3 separate regions of the Homo sapiens genome follow, and regions 1 and 2 are each linked to region 3. A link is a contact called in ENCODE Hi-C or POLR2A ChIA-PET data. All regions are on one chromosome and are shown on one strand. The core of a region is the stretch at or near the end of the contact, and the rest is flanking DNA. Distances in the headings are between cores, read along the strand shown.

Evidence for each region. A loop is a pair of places that touch in the nucleus more often than their neighbours do. ChIA-PET counts read pairs that join two places held with the same protein, here RNA polymerase II (POLR2A). Pooled maps may share reads with other maps.
Region 1: a loop to region 3 is called in a pooled map, with 14 times the contacts of the local background. The contact joins two enhancer-like sites. A Hi-C loop is called at or near these places in 1 of 37 single-sample maps with no recorded cell type and 7 of 50 pooled maps. POLR2A ChIA-PET finds 5 or more read pairs at or near these places in 1 of 52 experiments (RWPE1).
Region 2: a loop to region 3 is called in a pooled map, with 6 times the contacts of the local background. The contact joins two enhancer-like sites. A Hi-C loop is called at or near these places in 2 of 37 single-sample maps with no recorded cell type and 2 of 50 pooled maps.

Annotation. Positions count from the first base shown.
Region 1 is chr3:66,471,002-66,475,001 of GRCh38, reverse strand. All of the region lies in intron 1 of LRIG1 (leucine rich repeats and immunoglobulin like domains 1), which reads left to right. Among named protein-coding and RNA genes, the nearest start is that of LRIG1, 28 kb to the left of the region's middle. RefSeq lists a silencer at 2,472-2,521. Within about 2 kb of position 2,206, at least 9 of the 41 ENCODE cell types and tissues checked have a DNase peak (open chromatin) inside an H3K27ac peak, as active enhancers do.
Region 2 is chr3:66,383,961-66,387,782 of GRCh38, reverse strand. It overlaps LRIG1 (leucine rich repeats and immunoglobulin like domains 1), which reads left to right. Exons shown (of 19, transcript NM_015541.3): 13 at 1,482-1,802; 14 at 3,511-3,792. Among named protein-coding and RNA genes, the nearest start is that of LRIG1, 120 kb to the left of the region's middle. RefSeq lists enhancers at 731-790, 821-900, 911-1,080, 1,541-1,640. Within about 2 kb of position 1,387, at least 3 of the 41 ENCODE cell types and tissues checked have a DNase peak (open chromatin) inside an H3K27ac peak, as active enhancers do.
Region 3 is chr3:65,962,741-65,966,594 of GRCh38, reverse strand. All of the region lies in intron 1 of MAGI1 (membrane associated guanylate kinase, WW and PDZ domain containing 1), which reads left to right. Among named protein-coding and RNA genes, the nearest start is that of MAGI1-IT1, 10 kb to the right of the region's middle. RefSeq lists an enhancer at 1,612-2,811. Within about 2 kb of position 2,179, at least 6 of the 41 ENCODE cell types and tissues checked have a DNase peak (open chromatin) inside an H3K27ac peak, as active enhancers do.

The DNA.
Region 1 (4,000 bases), core at 957-3,456, 510 kb before region 3:
CTCTCTCTAGTGCACAGAGAGGCTGTGGAGTACCTAGAAGTACACATGGTGTTTCTTAGATTTCTGCCTGTAACTGAAACTCCAAAAAGAGTTTACTGATAATTGACTTTTGACAAGGCTCTTAACCACCTTTGCTGGTGATTGGCTTTAAAAGAAAGAACTCATATTCCACAGGTACCAGTATTCATTATTTGGTTAAGATACAGTTTAGCAAGTGGAATTTGCCGCTAGGGTCCACCCTGTAAGACACATCCTTTGTGAGTAAATGACCTGGACCTGCAAATGGGAGTGGGATGGTTGGGGAGGGGACAGGCGTGTGGTGGGGTGATGCACCCAGCCACATTGAATGTAGATGGGGCCGGGTGCTGTGGCTGACACCTGTAATCCCAGCACTTTGGGAGGCCGAGGCGGGCGGATCACCTGAGGTCAGGAGTTCAAGACCAGCCTGGCCAATGTGGTGAAACCCCGTTTCTACTAAAAATACAAGAATTAGCTGGGTGCAGTGGCGGGCGCCTGTAATCCCAGCTATTCAGGAGGCTGAGATAGGAGCATCACTTGAACCAGGGAGGCAGGGTTTGCAGTGAGCTGAGATCACACCATTGCACTCCAGCCTGTGTGGCAAGAGTGAAACTCCATTTCAAAAAAAAAAAAAAAGAACGTAGATGGACCTTGTGGAAGAGGTGAGGCATTGTTTTTAGGGACTTTGGCGAATGATTTAAAAAAAAGAAATAAAAGTGTGTTGTGGCCTAGTCATTTTCACAGCCAGTTTTCCATTTGACATAGTAAAATTTTAGTATGTTCAAGGATGGAGGTCGCATGCAGCATCTGCTATTTTCTGCTTGTAATTTCAGTGAAAAGGAAGTTCCATGTTTTAATAGCAGCATAGTCTGTGTACAATAATGCATGCTGAAATACTTTGTGGTTTTTGAATCTTGACTTCGTGTCTTCTCAGCCATTTCAACAACCAGAACCAGGGAAATCATCACTGCTCCACGCCTCTAAACAGGGAAAATGATGTGGTAGATGGTCTTTTAAATTTAGAGTGTTTCACGACGTCTTAGTACTGCAGAAAGAAAAACTTAGCCTTTTGGCTTTAGCTAAGCATTTCATGACACACGTAAACTTTAAGAAGCCCAGTGGAAAAAGTGAACAGGACGAGATCCCAAGTCGATAAGCTAGCTATTAAAGTCAGTGACTTCACTGTGGGCCAGACGGCTGACCTTTTAAAACTGTGTGTTTTCTTTAAAATACTTAGCTAGAGATAGTCGCGTGCCTCCCTGTAATACAGCGGATGTATTCTTGAAAAGTTGTGGGTAAATTCGCTTTTCTAATTTGGCTGATTTAATACCAGGGATCTGCTGTCTGTATTTGTATGATCTGCATTGTTTTGAGGCAGCTGAGAAAGAGAGGATAAACCTAGAAAATAATATTGGAAGGAACCTTGTACTTAATCCATTTGTAACGCCGAGCATTGTGGCAAATGCAAGTAAGCATGGATTTTTATATGAGCTTTATAGATTTTGGATGCTTGGGCTTTGCACAGGCACCAGGAGACCTCACAGAGATGTTAGTGAGCTGTGGGTGTGATGTCACACAGTTGAAAAATAAAGGACGTGTGTAAGTTCCAGTGGAGGCTGATAGAGGACTCCCGTACTCTGGGGAACTTCTGGCTTCCCAGGAAGGGTTTTTCTTACAAGCAGCTCCAGCCTGGAAAGGTAGTTACACCCACTTATGTCATTTGTCCCTTAAAATTTTTTGTGGATGGGGAATGAAGGAGATGCCAGTAGCACTAAGGTAAGCTGTTGTTTGTGCAGATGTATTTGTTGAAAACAAACCACTTTCATTTTCTTCTTCAAATAGGACATATAGGAAACCTATACATTGCTCTTTTGTAACCCAGAAGGGTATTTGCCTAAAATTGCCCTTCTCAGTCTCTTTAAAAAACAACAAAAACCCCTAATCACTACACGTCCAGAAGTGAGTCACCACTGAGTTTGCTTTTTTTTTAATCTTCTGACATACATTTCTGTAACATGAGGTTTTTGTACTAATATTTTCATTGATTGGATTATGTTAGAGAGTGAATTGTCAAAATGAGAGTTAAAAAGGCCCAAAATGTCCGATCCTTTCCTGGTCCTAGGAAAGTCCTAGACAAGAGTGTTTAGAATAGTGTGTAATGAATGACTCAGATGGAGGGAAGGGGTTTTTTGTTTTGATGTTTTAATCTGTGTCTGTCGCACCCAGAGGAAGTAATATATTATTGGAGGTTTCATTCTTAAAGAACCAAGAGTCACTGCTATAGAATTTTCTTATCACTTTATCCCAGTGAAATCCGTGGTTGTACCTTCTGCCGGAAAGGCAGGCTTGGAATTTGGCCACCCTGCTCTCATGACCAGGAGCAATTTTATGGGCCTGTGTTAAAACAGGTATTTTGCTCTTTGATAGCAGGGTTCATCTCAGGGCCCTTAGGTGTGAGCGTGTAGTGTGTAAAATCACTCACCGTTAAGTGGTGAATCATTTCAGTGTATCGGAACAGGAGATTCATCACAGCATCACTTACGGGTGGTGACTGTGCCAAAGTTTACGCAATTCTGTTGTGTGGCACATGGCAGTCGAAGAAGCTTTCCTTGTTAGTTTGCATCTTTCCTGTGACCATCCGAAGTTAGTGTTTTTTTTTTTTTTTTTTTTTTTTTTTTTTGAGACAGAGTCTTGCTCTGTCACCCAGGCTGGAGTGCAGTAGTGTGATCTCGGCTCACTGCACGCTCCGCCTCCCGGGTTCTCGCCATTCTCCTGCCTCAGCCTCCCCAGCAGCTGGGACTACAGGCGCCCACCACCACGCCAGGCTAATTTTTTGTATTTTTAGTAGAGATGGGATTTCATCGTGTTAGCCAGGATGGTCTTGATCTCCTGACCTCATGGTCTGCCTGCCTTGGCCTCCCAAAGTGCTGGGATTACAGGCATGAGCCACCACGCCTGGCCCGAAGTTAGTGAATTTTAAAGCTGCATCACATTTTCAGAAACACCCTGGATTTTGCATTGGTGGTTTCATAGGAAGCTAATCAGTCTCCTGAAAGTGGACATTTAGCAGGGGCCAGGGGCGGATGTGGAGGGGTAAAGGTGGAAGTTTTAGGAAAGGAAAACAGTAATCCGTGACCAGAGAAGCTTTGGTGGACTTTACAAAGCACTTGGTGAACCTGGGATTCCAAATGTATCCACCAGGTTAATGTGTCCTTTTTCTCAGTTTTACCCATCCCATATTTCCTGTCCCTTTTGCCTGACTTGTTTTCAGTACTCCAGAAGCAAAAGTCTCCGTTTTCTGCCGCAGTAGAGCGTGGTTTTCATTTATGAGAACCCTCTGCCATCCTTTAACTGAGAGAACCTCTGGGTTTTACCTCTGGCCGCCCTTCATCCCCGCCATGCCCTCCGTCCCTGCTGGTTGGGATGGATGAGCCTTTGCTCTCCCTGCAGCGGCTGGGGCCCTAGGCTGTCAGGGCACCTCGGGGAAGAGTTCAGTGGGAGCAGGGAGCACCTGGCTCCAAGGTTCCAACCCCCCTCTGTTCTGCAGAATGACTGGGCTCCCAGGAGGTAAAGATTCAGCTCTGTTACTGGATGGGGTGAGGATAGGGGGGCTATTGTGCAGGTGATGAGTTTGCCAAGTCCTGTAGAGCTTAAGGACTATGTGAAAGTTAGTGAATTAGTGTTTCTTTTTGGAGATGATAAAGTAGAGAATAGGCGATCCTGAATGACCAGACTTCTGACCCATCTCTTCCCGCTCCCCATTTCCAAGCCTCTGCAAAGCACTTCTCTAATAGCAAAGCCAAATGGTGGCTGTAGGCACCTCTTGCCTGCTGGGGTGGCCATGGTGATATTCCCTTTGTGGCAGGTCTGTGGGAGGGTCAGCCTCTGGCAGCAGCTATTCCCTGCCCAAATTCCTTTTGCTTGTAAAGTCCCCACCAACTGCAGAGCTGGTGTGTTGGAGCGCCTCTTCTTAATTAAATTA
Region 2 (3,822 bases), core at 138-2,637, 420 kb before region 3:
TCCTTGAGGTGTTTGAATATGCCTATAATTGCCGATTTAAAAAGTTTATTTAGTGAATCTAAGTCTGGGCTCCCTCAGAGACAGTTTCTGTTGACTGCTTTTTTTCCTGTTTGAGTGTTTCATAATATTTTGTTGAAAATTGGGCATTTAAAATAAAATAATGTGGCAACTCTGGAAATTGGATATTCCCTTTCTCCTCCCCCAGGATTTGCTGCTGTTGCTGTTTATTGTTACAGCTTGCCTAGTGACTTTTCCTGGACAAAGGCTATATAAAGTCCGTCCCCTTAAGTCCCTGCTTGTTTAGTTTAGTGGTTAGCTAATGGTTGGACAGAGAAGTCACCACAACCACTGTCTCCTATCCTTTACCGACGGCTTGTGTGTTTGTGTTGGGGTGTGCCATCACTTCCTATTTGTGTAGACAGTCATGCTCAGCCACAGGTGACAAATGAGGACCCCCTCACGTCTTTCCTGGGTGTGCACATGGCCTTGCACCTGCATGTGGCTGTCTAGATCCCCAGGAATGTATTGGACCTTTTCAAAGCCCACCATTAACACTGTATTCCCCACATTTTCCTTTATAGTTTTTTGGCCAGCTGCTTGTTTGCCCCATGGGTATTGTCCCCTCAGACAGCTGCGCTGTTGAACAGTGGCTACTGATTGTTGTAGTCATGTGCCCTGGGGCTAGGGCTTCTCCTGCTCGGCAAACTAGATCAGGGCAAATCAATGCAAATCCTGTGAATGGGGCTTTCCGTGTTGCTGCCAGATAGGCCACATGGTGTCAGTTCTGAGGATGGGGCTTTTGGGGAGCCCATTCTGACCCTTGAGTGGTTGCTAGGCTGCTGGGTTTCAAGGCTACCATGGAGCTGGGGAGGGAAGAATGGGGCTTTGGATAAGTTAAAATACCACAAAGCTCACATTTCTGAGATGTTGCTATTTGCTTGAATCAACAATCCATGGATTGTTGTAAGCCTTTGGTTTTCCAGAATTCTGAAAAAGTTGCTTTTGACCATTTTTCCAGGTGTTTTCCTTGTTTTAATGGAGGTGCAGATTTTTGGAGGTCCTTATTCTGACATTTTGGAAGTGTTTTACACCCCCTCCTTTTGGAGTAAGGTTTGTGGGTAAGATCTCTGCAGTCATGACCAGTGGTGCCTGACTGTTTTGTGTGAAAGTCAGCAGGCAGAGCCAGTTGTCTTAAGGAAACTGCCGGCTGGCTGGTTTGAGAACTGAGAAGTGGTGGGTTAATTTCTAATCAAGGAGTGTGATCATAAAGGTGATCAGTACTCACAGACTTCTAATTAGATGAGGTCAGATGTCCATGGTGCAACTCTTACGGCATCTGGTTGGTGGGGCTGAGGATGCACAGGGACCTCAAGCTCTGGTTCCTGCTTGGTGTCTGTGTCAGTTTCTGTTAGCATGAACAGCAGCTGGTTCCTCTGTGTACCAAGAACCCAGCGCTTTACAGTTGACCCTTCTCTCCCCAGATGACTTCCTGAAGCCACAGATCATCACCCAGCCAGAAACCACCATGGCTATGGTGGGCAAGGACATCCGGTTTACATGCTCAGCAGCCAGCAGCAGCAGCTCCCCCATGACCTTTGCCTGGAAGAAAGACAATGAAGTCCTGACCAATGCAGACATGGAGAACTTTGTCCACGTCCACGCGCAGGACGGGGAAGTGATGGAGTACACCACCATCCTGCACCTCCGTCAGGTCACTTTCGGGCACGAGGGCCGCTACCAATGTGTCATCACCAACCACTTTGGCTCCACCTATTCACATAAGGCCAGGCTCACCGTGAATGGTATGGAAACACCATCTTTGTTATAGTACCAGAATCCTACAAAGCACACTCCTGATTGCCCTTTCAGCTTTCCATGTAGAGATGACTGAGACAGGACACACACATGCTTCTGTGGGGCACTGTTAAATCCTATTGTTGCCTGGGTTTGCCCCAGAGCAAGTTTTGCAGATTTCAAGGGTTATTCACAATGAGTTACTTGTTTTTGGTGAGTTTTAAAAATCTAGTTATTGGCCGGGTGCTGTGGCTCATGCCTGTAATCCCAGCAGTTGGGAGACTGAGGTGGGCAGATCACTTGAAGCCAGGAGTTCGAGACTAGTGTGGCCAACATAGTGAAACCCCGTCTCTACTAAAAATACAAAAATTAGCCAGGTGTGGTGGCACATGCCTGTAATCCCAGCTACTTGGGAGGCTGAGGCACAAGAATTGCTTGAACCCAGGAGGTGGACGTTGCAGTGAGCCGAGATCACTCCACTGCATTCCAGCCTGGGTGTCAAAGTGAGACTGTCTCAAAAACAAAACAAAAACTAGTTATTAAGTCAAATTGTGGAGAGCTAAGCCTTGTTTTGTCCAGTTCTTATCCTCTATAAGCCAAGAGATCTGGCTTCCAAATTCCAAATACCCCTTAGCCTGGGGAAGCTGCTGTTCTTTGAGTAGATGGCACAGCATTGGAGTCAGAGGCTAGCTACTGCTCCAGAGACTGTGGAGTGCAAGGCTGGTGTGAGCCCTGGCCTGAAAGACACAGTGTCCTGGCAGTTGACAGGTTTTTACTCATTAACCAGCCTTGGAGCTTGTCAAGGGGACCATGTGTTATTGTGTGTTTGGAGGAGGGGGGTGGGGAGTAGATAGCTTGAAGAGTTTACTGTCCCACCCCAGTAACCTAATGGGGTTATCCTGATTACTAACTCTCTAGTTAAAAAGAATTGGCTTGAGAATCATCAGAATGGTGGATCTGCTTTGCTCTTTAAGCCCCCACAGATCACAGCGAAACACCTTCTTTACCACACTGTAGTGGGGTTGTCTTGGCTTATTCCAAGTCCTCACAGCTTCCGAAAGACTCAGCTGTTTGTTAGACTCTCCCCAAAATTGACGTTGACAGGAACTCTGGTGGTGCCTGACACGTGGCTGGATGCGTCCCACTCTGTCAGGACATCGATCTTTAGGCTGAGCAAGCTAGCAAGCTGAATGCTTCCTGCCTGGGTATACGGCAGTGGGCAGGAACAGCCTGGGTGAACAACCATCCAAATGGATGAGCCATCCCATTCATCCCATGAACACCCATCCAAACGGATGAGCCATCCCATTGCTCTCCCAAGGTGGAGGCATGCCCACCTTCCCTCTGTAATTCCATCTCCACAGCCTCTCTCTTGGTGGGTAAAGCAGGCAAGCATCAGGCCTACCTAGTGTGGATGGGCACCCCCTGCAACTCCCGTATAGGCACTGCCATGTAGAGTAAAAGCCTTTGCTTTGAAGGGACTATAGCCAGCCTAGGGTGTACAATGCAAGGCTGATGGGATGGAAGTGTTCCAACTGTGGTGGGAGAAGCTGGGGGTTCCTGATTCACAGGTGGCAGGAGTGGTCCTGGGCAGACATTGGGAGAAAAGAAGTGAACTGGCACTGGGCACAGTGACAGGTAGGTGTTTGCCAGAGGACTTCCTGGTTTTGCATCTAGCTGTCCCGTAACCCGACCCTGTATACGTATGTTTTCCAGTGTTGCCATCATTCACCAAAACGCCCCACGACATAACCATCCGGACCACCACCATGGCCCGCCTCGAATGTGCTGCCACAGGTCACCCAAACCCTCAGATTGCCTGGCAGAAGGATGGAGGCACGGATTTCCCCGCTGCCCGTGAGCGACGCATGCATGTCATGCCGGATGACGACGTGTTTTTCATCACTGATGTGAAAATAGATGACGCAGGGGTTTACAGCTGTACTGCTCAGAACTCAGCCGGTTCTATTTCAGCTAATGCCACCCTGACTGTCCTAGGTTTGCCTATTGCTCTACTGTGTGTGTGTG
Region 3 (3,854 bases), core at 930-3,429:
CTATCCTGGAGTACAGTGGTGCCATCATAGTCCACTGCGACCTCGAACTTCTAGGCTCAAGCAATCCTCCTGCCCTGGCCTCCCAATAGTTGCCCTTTCTCTTTTTGTCAGTCGCAAGATGCAGAAATTTCAGGATTCTATAAGGTGGCAGAGATTTCTGTGATTGAATAAAACAAATAGGTAGACGCACCTAACTATTATTTATTATTATTATTATTTTGGTGTAACTTTTAGCTATTGAAAAGTCAGTCTTGCAGAAGAGAGAACACCTTGCTGTTTTTTGTAGTTTGGTAAAATACTGTCCCTTCCATTAGTATTTCCAATTCAGAGGGCTTTTGCTGTATGGGCTTTAACTGACTTAGCTGAATAGGAATTACCATGGGGTATTTTGGCAGTGCCATCATTGGTCACCTGTTTAGCTTCTGAGATGCTAGCAAATTACTCTTAGTTTGTTGTCCAAAATATTTTGTGGGAAGAAGGTTAGAAAATAGAAATAAGTATACTACTGACTCTATCTCATACATGGAAGTTTTGAGGACAAACCACACTCCAGTTGGTCATTTACCCTAGATTGTGGCATTGATACCGTCTTCTATCTCTGAGAAGTAACCCATAGTAAGCAGTATAAAGAGGAGGGTGACTGGTGGGGCGTGATGGCTCACATCTGTAATCCCAGCACTTTGGGAGGTGGAGGCAGGCGGATCACTTGAGGTCAGAGTTCGAGACCAGCCCAGCCAACATGGCGAAATCCCATCTCTTAAAAATACAGAATATTAGCTGGGCATGGTGGTGCATTCTACTAGGCAGACTGAAGCAGGAGTGTTGCTTGAACTTGGGAGATGGAGGTTGAAGTGAGCCACTGCACTCCAGGCTGGGCGACCGAGTAAGACTCCGTCTCAAAAACAAACAAACAAAACCAAAAAGAAAAAAAAAAAGGGTGAAACAGAGTCCTCAGATTTTGTCTTCTCACTTGAGTTCCTGCTTCAGTTCAAATTCATTCCTTTCCTCCTCTTCCATTAATCCTTTCTCAGTTCTTGAGATTACATCAAGTAAGTCTCTATCAGGTGTTAATATGTCTTCAGCACCCCCTAACATTTGCTAATTTTCCTTCCTAATTGAGAGACCATACCTTTTAATGGCAAGATTTTGCTTTCAATGTATTTGCTTTTAGTTACTTCATTTTTATGGCAGCTGGTTCTGCATGTCTATTCCTAGAGGTGATATGAAGTTTCCATTTAAAATATATTTAATTACATGAAAATAAAGTGGTTTTAAAAAGGGTAACGTGGAATAGTAGAAGTGGTACCCATATGTGGCAAAAGTCAGGAGGCTGGGATGCAAATGATGGAAGTTCTTTTGAACACTGAATTAAATGATCCTCGGAGTTTGTATGTCTGGTCTCCATTGACAATGGATACTCTGGGCAGATGGAACATTTACCAAATAGTTGCATCTGTTTTGAAGGTACTCAGTGGAAAACCATTTATACTCTACATCTGTTTCTTGGCTAAGAAAAATATATGCAGTAGATTCTGGCCACTTAGGAAAGTTTTAGAGCAAGGCTAATTATGCCTTGGGGCTTTGGCGAATGTGCTTGTCTTTATGAAAGAGTCCTTGGCATCATCAGTACCTAGAAGTAGATATGCATATGCATATAGTTTCCGGGAGAGTTTCTTATTGAAATTCTTTCCATTTCTTGTGTGGCCTGGACATCCACAAAAAGGGGACTGTGTATCTGTTGGACTTGGGGGTGGCTTCCTAAGGCTGTTGAACATAAAAAAGGGGCATCCTCAGGGAATCCCCTGAAAGTGAACCTAGGATATGCCTGAGGATTTGCATGATTCCTGGGGATTCTGGTCAGGGAGACAAAGGTGTGCAGCTGCTCAAAAAATCTGTCTGAGTGGAGTTAGTGCTAAACAACCTGAAGTTTGGAGAGGAGTGGAAGTTAAGGGCGATAGCCCTGCCTTGAAAAGAGAACCACATACTCACCGGTGATAACTTGTGGACAGTTCATGGAGCTATGAGAATGGGAGCAAATGAAAGAGATGGTGGTTCCCCCCGCCCCCGCACTACCCCCAAGATGTATAAAAGGATATACCTTTCTTTCTATCTCAATAAGAAAGGAACCAGTGACTCATGCCCTGTTCTATGAAGTGTTCTTCTCTCTATGACTCATTCACTCTCTGACCCACAGATATAAGTCCCTGTTTGGAGTGTCAAGGTGATTTCAGATGACCTTTCTTTCTCCTTTGTAGGGTCTGATTTTGATATCAGTAGGGAGGTGATACTCCCACAGTTAGGGCTGCCATACCTCAGCAGGTGAGTGGTTTGGCTTCTCTCAAGTCTTAACATTGTTTTTGTTTGTGGATCTCTGACGCTAAGGTAATTACTGGGGGCAGAGGTACACTGTGAATGAGACAGGGACAGGATATTGAAAGACAGGGCAGGGCAGTTGCTGTGCTTAATGGGTTAAAATTGTGTTGGTTTCTCAGTCTTCAGGATGGTGGCTCAAAGCTTCCTTGCAGAAATGTGATGCAGTAAAGATTAATGTTAACACCCTTAACAATTATATTAGATGAACTAGACTCAGGAATCTGACTCACTGCCCTTCATTGGAAGCTTGGCTTAGTCATTTCCCAGCCTTGTGGTCTCAGACAAATTTCTTAATCATTATGAGCTGTATTTGTCTAATATATGAAAAAGTGTTGACCTTCAGTCCACAGATATCATTAAGTACCACTCTATCCCTGGCATTGTGCCAAATCTTGAAATAAATAAATGTATACAACAAGCAAAGCTCTCTGTCTTTATGAAATTTTTCTCCTGTTTTGGGAGTGTTGTGCGATTTCAAGTAAAATAGTGCATGTTAAAGTAGTTCGCATAGGGCCCTTTTAAAATCATATAAGAATTATTATAGAAAAGTTACAAACTGCCCATCCTACATTACATTGTCATTATTTTTATTTATTTATTTATTTAGAGACTGAGTCTCGCTTTGTCACCTAGGCTGGAGTACAGTGGCGCGATCTTGGCTCACTACAACCTCCGCCTTCTGGGTTCAAGTGATTCTCCTGCCTCAGCTTCCTGAGTAGCTGGGACTATAGGCGCATGACACCATGCCCAGCGAATTTTTGTGTTTTTAGTAGAGACGGGGTTTCACCATGTTGGCCAGGATGGTCTGGATCTCTTGACCTTGTGATCCACCCACCTTGGCCTCCCAAAGTGGTGGGATTACAGGCGTGAGCCACCACACCTGGCCGAGCTACTTTTTTTTTTTTTTTAAGAGACAGAGTCTCGCTCTGTTGACCAGGCTGGAGTGCAGTGGTGCGCTCTCGACTCACTGCAACCTCCACCTCCCGGGTTCAAGCAATTCTTCTGCTTCAGCCTTCCCAGTAGCTGGGACTACAAATGCCACTCCCAGCTAATTTTTTTTTTTTTTCCCCACTGTGTTGGCCAGGCTGTTTTCGAACTCCTAAGCTCAGGCAATCCATCTGCCTTGGCCTCCCAAAGTGCTAGGGTTACAGACGTGAGCCACTGCGCCTGGCCAGATTGTCATTATTTTAACAGCAGAACTCTCTGAACAAATTACTTCATTGTTTTATATGCAGTGTTTAAAAAAAAAAACTCATCTTGTTTTAACTTTTTTTTTTTTTTTGCTGACACTTGAGGTAAAACCTAATTTCTCTGCTCATTTTTTTGTGACTTTCTTTTTCTTTTCTCCTCTTCTTCTTCTTTTTCTTCTGCTTCTTTTTTTTTTTTTTTTTCCCCCCGAGACAGAGTCTCGCTCTGTTGCCCAGGCTGGAATACAGTGGCATGATCTCTGCTCACTGCAACCTCTGCCTCCCATGTTCAAG